Linked DNA regions of Homo sapiens: region 1 is linked to region 2. A link is a contact called in ENCODE Hi-C data. All regions are on one chromosome and are shown on one strand. Each heading gives the region's core, a stretch centred on a gene start or an enhancer-like site at or near the end of the contact. The rest is flanking DNA. Distances are from core to core; before and after follow the strand shown. Region 1 overlaps LOC105373411 (a long non-coding RNA gene). Region 2 overlaps RNF144A (ring finger protein 144A).

Evidence for each region. Hi-C counts contacts between places; a loop is a spot of excess contacts on that map. Pooled maps may share reads with other maps.
Region 1: a map with no recorded cell type shows a loop between it and region 2 (9-fold over the local background). The contact joins two enhancer-like sites. A Hi-C loop is called at or near these places in 2 of 37 single-sample maps with no recorded cell type and 2 of 50 pooled maps.

What each region holds. Positions count from the first base shown.
Region 1 is chr2:8,603,690-8,607,727 of GRCh38, forward strand. It overlaps LOC105373411 (a long non-coding RNA gene), which reads right to left. Exons shown (of 3, transcript XR_001739274.1): 2 at 3,784-4,038. Among named protein-coding and RNA genes, the nearest start is that of LINC01814, 22 kb to the left of the region's middle. Within about 2 kb of position 2,107, at least 4 of the 41 ENCODE cell types and tissues checked have a DNase peak (open chromatin) inside an H3K27ac peak, as active enhancers do.
Region 2 is chr2:6,941,938-6,945,705 of GRCh38, forward strand. All of the region lies in intron 2 of RNF144A (ring finger protein 144A), which reads left to right. Among named protein-coding and RNA genes, the nearest start is that of GRASLND, 25 kb to the left of the region's middle. Within about 2 kb of position 2,219, at least 4 of the 41 ENCODE cell types and tissues checked have a DNase peak (open chromatin) inside an H3K27ac peak, as active enhancers do.

The DNA of each region.
Region 1 (4,038 bases), core at 857-3,356, 1.7 Mb after region 2:
GGCCAACATGATGAACCCCCCCACCTCTACTAAAAACACAAAAATTAGCCGGGCTTGGTGGTGGGCACCTGTAATCCAAGATGCTTGGGAGGCTGAGGCAGGAGAATCGCTTGAACCTGGGAGGCAGAGGTTGCAGTGAGCCAAGATGGCGCCCATGCACTCCAGCCTGGGGACCAGAGTGAGACTCTGTCTAAAAATTAATAAAAATAAAAAAGAGAAGCAACCCAAAAGTCCACTAACTGATGAGTTAATAAATAAAACATGATATATCCATATCTATACCATGGAATATTATTTGCCAATAAAAAGAAAGAATAATTAACGCATGCTACAACATAAACAAATCATGGAAACATTATGCTCAGTGCAAGAAGCCAGACACTAAAGGTGTGCATTATACTCTTTCATTTGTAGGAAATACGGCAAATCCGTAAAGACAGAAAGTAGATGATCAGTGGTTGCCAGAGGCTGGGGGAAGAGGGAATGGGAAGTGAATGCTAATGGGTTTCCGGGTTTCTTTTTGAGGCAGCAAAAATGTCCTTGAATTAGATAGTGCTGATGACTGCACACCTTTGTGAATATACTAAAAACCACTGGGCTGTACTTTTTAAAGAGGTGAATTTTATGACATATGAATCATATCTCAATTTTTAAATTATGGCAAATATATACAATAATGCACCACATAACAGTACTTCAGTCAATGTCAGACCACATGTACCATGGCCATCCAATGAGATTATAATGAAGCTGAAAAGTTCCTGTCTCCTGGTGGTGATGCTATAGCTGTCATCATGGCATTAACCCAACACATTACTCACGTGTTTAATGTAAACAAACCTACTGCGCTACCAGTTGTATAAAAATCTAGCACATAGAATTGTGAATAGTACATAATACTTGATAATGATAATAAATGACTATTATCATAATATAGTATGTTGTACTAATTTATGTACTTACTATATGTTTTATCGTTATTTTAGAGTATACTGCTTCCACCTTTTTTTTTTTTTTTTTGAGACGGAGCCTCGCTCTGTCACCCAGACTGGAGGGCAGTGGTGCAATCTCGGCTCCCTGCAACCTCTGCCTCCCAGGTTCAAGCGATTCTCCTGCCTCAGCCTCCCAAGCAGCTGGGATTTTAGGCACCCGCCACCACGCCCAGCTAATTTTTGTGTTTTTACTAGAGAAAGGGTTTCACCAGGTTGGCCAAGTTGGTCTCAAACTCCTGACCTCAGGTGATCCACCCGCCTCGGCCTCCCAAAGTGCTGGGATTACAGGCCTGAGCCACCGCACCCTGCCTCCTTCTACTTATTAAAAAGCAAAAGTTAACTATAAAACAGCCCCAGGCAGGTCCATCAGGAGATATTTCAGAGGAAGGCATTGCTATCATACCAGATGACAGCTCCATGTGTGTTTCTGCCCCTGAAGACCTTCCAGTGGGACAAGATGTGGAGATGCAAGACAGTGATATTAATGATCCTGACCCTGGGTGGGCCTAGGATAATGTGTGTGTGTTTTAGCTTTTAACAAAAAAGTCAAATTTTTAAAAATTTTTAAATAGAAAAAAAACGTATAGAATAAGGATATAAAATATTTTTGTAGAGCTGTACATTGTGTCTGTGTTTTAAGCTGTTATTACAAAAAAGTCAAAAAGTTGAAAAAATAGAAAGTTTATTAAGTAAAAATGTTACAATAAGCTAAGGTTAATTTATTATTGAAGCAAGAAATTTTTTTTTATAAATTTAACATAGCTGAAGTGTACAGTGTTTACAAAGTCTACAGGAATGTACACTAATATCTAAGCCTTCACACTCACTCACCACTCACTCACTCACTCACCCAAAGCAACTTCCAGTCCTGCAAGCTCCATTCACGGTAAGCATCCTAGATGGGTGTACTAGGTTTTCATCTTTTATGCCATATTCTTACTGGACCTTTTCTATATTTATATAAACACTTATTCATACCATTGTGTGACAATTGCCTAAAGTATTCAGCAAAGTGACATGCTGTTCGGGTTTGAAGACAAGGAGCAATAGGCTACACCACATAGCCCAGGTGTGTAGCGGGCTCTGCCAAAGGTGTGTGTGACTGCTCTGGGACGGCCTCACCATGGCATCACCTAATGATGCATTTCTGAGAACGGATCCCCGTCGTTAAGTGATGCTAACTATACTTACGAGTACATTGTGATGAGTCATTATTTACAGGTCATTTTAAACCCAAACAGTGATTTACAGGGACTCTATCTCCTAGAACTTTTGAATTTCCTACAGACAGTCACAAGAAAAACATTAAGATGAACTTAGAGAACAAGCTGAGTGCTTTCTCCTTGCATTTCATAACAAAAGGCAATGTTCATAGGGGGATTTCAGATAGTGTGTTGATTTAGGGAGAAAAATCACATTGCTTGAAGAATTCAAATCAAACTATAGGTTCAAATACTCTACTACCTAATCAGAGATTTCTATTTACACCCAAATAGGAACGGTCAAACCTGAATTATTATTATTATTTATCATAAACCTAAAGTCCCGGCTTGAGTAATTCATAGGCACAAAGTGTGGCAGCTACAGTCGCCTATATGTCCCGCCAGTCACTAAAACAGGCACAGTTCTTCATCCACACGCCATTTCCTCTCTGCCCTTCTTTGTACCAAAGATCACTGTGTCCAAGAAAAGCATTCTCAGGAGGCCCGAAACTGTGCTGTGGGCAGAAAATCAGCTTTCTGAAACCCTGAAGCTACTACATGTTTGCTCTTGGTTGAAACTGTGCTCTGAAACCTCCCCGTAAAAGCTTCCACTGGGCCTGGGCCCTAGAGAAGGTGATAACATGTGGAGGACTGAGGCTTCTTCAGATGAGGGGAAACAGAGTCTGTGCAGGTAGACGACATCTGCTTCTCCCTAAGGCGCTGGGTTCTAACTCACTCTCCCTTCAGTTTAACCCAGAATGAGTCCCAGGAGCGAAGCCCTTGCTCCAGTCATCTTAACACCAAGATGACAGGGGGAAGATCAGAGGTGGGAGAGACAGTCAGGAGCCCTGTCCAAGAAGTGCCCTTGGTAGAGGGTCCTGCAGACCTTGGACCACCCGGGCATGACACCAGTCAGCGCCCCACAGGCAGCTCTAAAGGCCTGTGTTCTCTCTTGGGATGGGCTGAAACTCGTTGCACTGTCACTTTGCACACAGGTCCAAGCTTTATGCTACAAAGCAGCATGCAGACCAAGCCTGCCTCAAGTTCACGTGAAAGTCCCTCAGATTCATGAATACATCAACCCTGTCTAGGCCATTGCTTCAGGGACACTGAGAACAGATGAAACCAGGGGGTAGAGATTAAAAGACACCAAATTCCAACCTTCATCTTCGTCTCTGAGTCTGTCACTTAGGCCCAGAAAGTTAAATTCTCTGTTGCCCACAAACAAAATACTGAGTACCACTTCCTCCCCAGGATTAAGATGAGAAACGCTTTAAGGGAATCCCCGTAAAGCACAAAGCAAATCCATTTTATTTTAAGAGAGAAATTCCTAGCCGGGTGAGTCCAGGTTTTTGAGCCTCACGGCGACAAAGGCACATGGCAATTGCTTTCTCCACGTTTCTCCTCCCACCTTGCAGATGCCAAGCGTGGGATCCTCTCTCTCCCTGTTTAGCCCTTCCTCGTGTTTCCCAAGGAAGGACCTGCTCAAGCCCCACCGGCAATTGCACCTTGCATAGGAATCACCCGCAAAGGGCTTTGAGAAGGGACTCGGGCGGCAATGATGAACAGAGCACGGGGATGAGCCTCACCTCAGACACCCTCGCAGGGACCTCCAGCAAGTTCCTTCTCCCAGGCATCCTCAGTGTCCTCACCTGTGAAAGGAAAAGGCTGGAACCCATGATCGCTGAGGTCCCGTCTGTCTTGATCTCTTCTGCCCAGCTCTGCCTGCTGTTCGTGAACTCCTCAACCAGGTCTTAGAAGTGCTGAATACTTTAAATGGTAAATCATCTTGATTGCTATCAAAAATGGGTTTGGCCGAGCTGAAGCTTATTACTGGTCCCATG
Region 2 (3,768 bases), core at 969-3,468:
CTGCCATTGCAGGCTGTGGGGGAATTCTAGGTTCATGATGGGATATCAGTGTAGGGTTTTAAGCAGAGAAGCAGGGTCTATTTCATTTTAAATGGCTTACTCTGGCCTCTACATTGAGAATAAACTGTAGAAGGTGGAGGAAAGGGTAGAATCCGGGAGACCATCTTGGAGGATATTGCAGATGGCAGAGGACAAGGCTACAGTCCAGGAGACCATCTCAGAGGACATTGGAGAGAGTGAAGGATAAGGGTAGAGTTCAGGAGACCATCTCAGAGGACACTGCAGAGGGTAGAGGACAAGGCTAGAATCCAGGAGACCATCTCAGAGGACGTTAGAAAGGGCGGAGGACAAGGCTAGAGTCCAGGATACCATCTCAGAGGACGTTGCAGAGGGTGGAGGACAAGGGTGTAAAATCCAGGAGACCATCTCAGAGGACGTTGGAGAGGGCGGAGGACAAGAGTAAAACCCAGGAGACCATCTCAGAGGTCATTGGAGAATTTTACTTTAGTAATCCAGACAAGAGAAAGTGGGGCACACTCTGCAGATAGCAGTAGCAGCAGCAGCAGGGAAAAGTGGCCACATTCTGGATAGTCTGAAGAGAGAGCCCTTACCATGTCCTTCCAGAGTGGTTGTGAATATGAGGAAAAGGGGAAAGTCTGTAATGACTCCAGGCACTTTAGTTTGAGTAACTAGGTGGAATTGTCACCAGTGGAGATGGAGTAGGTTGCAGCCAGAGAAGGTTTGGGTGCAAAAAGGGATTCAGAGGCCGGGTGCGGTGGCTCACGCCTGTAATCCCAGCACTTTGGGAGGCCAAGATGGGTGGATCACCTGAGGTCAGGAGTTTGAGACCAGCCTGGCCAACATGGCAAAACCCCATCTCTACTAAAAATATAAAAATCAGCTGAGAGTTGTGGCAGGTGCCTGTAATTCCAGCTACTCGGGAGGCTGAGTCAGGAGAATTGCTTGAACCTGGGAGGCGGAGGTCGCAGTGAGCTGAGTTCGTGGCATTGCACTCCAGCCTGGGTGACAAAAGCGAGACTCCATCTCAATTTGAAAAAGAGATTCAAAGTTCAGTTTTGAACTTGCTGAGTGTGAGAAGATTATAAGCCACCCACATGGAGACACCGAGTGGGTGGTCCTATCCAGATCTGATCGTTTAAGAGGGCGGTATGTGCTGGAGATGTGATAGGAGTCTTTGGCCTCTGTTTGGTATTTCAAGGAATAAGATCAGATGAGATCCCCAGTGAAAGAAGAGAGGAGTTGTAAGGACTGGGCCCTGGGGCATTCTAGCTTCATGAGGAGCAGAAGAGGACAAGCCAGCAAAGGAGAACAAGAGGGAACAACCAGGGAGGAAGCGGGGGAACCAGGAGCATGGAGAGGACTGAGAATGGAGGCTCGGATCAGTGCCAGGACCAGTGGTCCAGTGGCTGTGGCCACACAAGCTGGATTGGAGAGAAGAATGCAGGGGAGGAAGTGGAGACAGGGATTGTAGACAACTCAGTTGAGCTTTGCGGCAAAAGGGAGCAGAGTTTGAGGTGGTATCTGGTGGGGTAAATAAGCTTAGGAGAATTATTTTTCAGTTGGAAGCATTATCAGCATGTTTAGATGCTGATGGGAGTGATTCTGTAGAGAGTGAAATATTGATTGTGTGGGATGGAGGGCTGCTGAAAACACTTCTTGAGTAGGAGAGAGAGATGGGTTTGTGGAAAAGTGGAGTTACTGGCTTTAGGAGGAACACGGATAGTTACCAGTGGGGATGGACCAAATGACAGATACATGCGTGGGTGGTGCTCGGAGGAGGAGGCTCTGCAGTTCTCTTCTGATTACCGACCTTTCTTTGTGAAATGGGAGTCAAAGCCAGCATCTGAGCATGCTACATGGAGAGGGATTGGAAGTTTGCAGAGACCAGGAGGCAGCAGAAAGTCCTCTAGAGAGATGGAGGTGCAGAGCGGTCACCTGAAGCATTCACAGCCCACTCGAAGCTCTGGCTCCAGACTGAAAGAGCCACTCTGGGTGACTGCATGCTTCTCTAGACAGCCCTGATGGGGAGTTGAAGTGTGCAGGAGGTCAAGGATTGAGTGATCTTTTGGCCAAGCTGAGAGGGACACAGTGAAAGAATGGCTGGAATTGGTATTGTGTGCCAGGGAGAGAGGATCCTAATCTCAGAGGGCACTGAGACAGGGAAGTGAGGAGAGAGGACAGCGGGTCTGAGGGAGGAAGGAGCAGAGGAGGAGCCATTGGAGATGCGGGAGGAGGCCGGGCACTATGGGCCTGGGGTGATGGAGAAAGGACCTGCAGTGGCACAGGCAGTGATCTGAGGTGGTGTGAGGAACCCGGAATGTGGGGTGTCTGCGGGTGCTGCAAGTTCCAGTGTTCCTCCCAAAGGCTCGGCTTCTCAGTCATCCTGTCTCACGTTTTCATGGTCCGTACTTTAAAAGGGCTGCTGGAGAGATCTTCCCCTCCACTTACCCGATTGCCTACTTACCCCTTTGGTGATACTGGGAAGGCATTGCTAAGGTGTCACGGTTGCATTTCCTGGCTGGGGCACTGTGGCCCAGATGTGGCCACTGTGAAAGTTGCCATTTGAAGTTACCCCTCCCGCTTTCTCTTCCATTCCTTGGAAGATAAGTGCATTCTAATTTTATGTTTATTTTTTAATCTTAACTTTAACATATTAGGATTATTGCATCTTTCCCTGCAGTGCTTTTGCTGGCCCCGAGATAGGGTCTCCTCAGGTGTGAGGGAGACATTAAAGAACCCTGGAGAAAACACATCACGAGGCCAAGTAGAATTTTGTGTTCTCTCTGTTGGCCACGCCCACCTCCCAGGACGCTGTGTTTGGGAATCTGTCTCAAACAAATTCCAAGAACTGTGAAATGGCTTCATATTCACAAAAGAGTCATGGTGAAGTGGCCAAAATACTAGAAAATGACATTCCAGCACGAGCAAAGATTTTTTAAATGTTTAGAATTTATAAAGAGAGGTGGTTTTCATGGACTATAAAGCAGCCTCAATCCAGCCTTCAATGATTGAAGTAGCTAATTTTGAAATACAGGTTTTTGTTCTGTTTTGTTTTGTTTTTCCCAAGTAGGAAATATCAGTAGTTTAAAAAGAAAAGAAATTGTTGGTTAAAAACTTGGCCTTGGCCATCACTCAGCCTTTGGACCGGCCACGTTTGGGAAACTGCAGCTTTGTGTGGCCGGCTCGTTGATGGTCTGCTTTTGGCTAGCTGGCCTTTAGGGCAAAGGTCATTTTTAAAGCATGAACTAGAAGCGAAAAGACCGATACCTTGCTCTAGTTCCTCCTGGTTTCAGAGTTCCTAATGTGTAGAAATGAGCAGTATTTTTAGAAATGGAAACAGAGATGCTCTTCTGAGATGCAGCGGCTGATGGTATTGTTACAATCAATCATAACCACATTTTCCACATTTAGCTCAGTTACAGTTTTCTGGGGTTTGTTTACTTCTGTTTTTCAGACTTTGGGCCATTTTCCTCCATATTCTGTGCTCTAGGCTATGATGTTAAGTCAGTCTGTTGCTGGGTCAGTCTTCTCTGAGCCTTCCTGGTGTTTATACATGCCAAATTGGAGGGAGACGGTCAACTACTGGCAAGAGAACAGCAAGTGCCTGTTTTCTAGGGCGGTATAGATTTCTCTAGAAAGATCAAGTCAGCATTTAATGAGCATCCATGATGTGCAAGGTCCCATGCTTGAGGCTCCCAGGATAAATGAGGAGACACAGGCTGACTTCTGTTTGTAAGAATGTGGGTT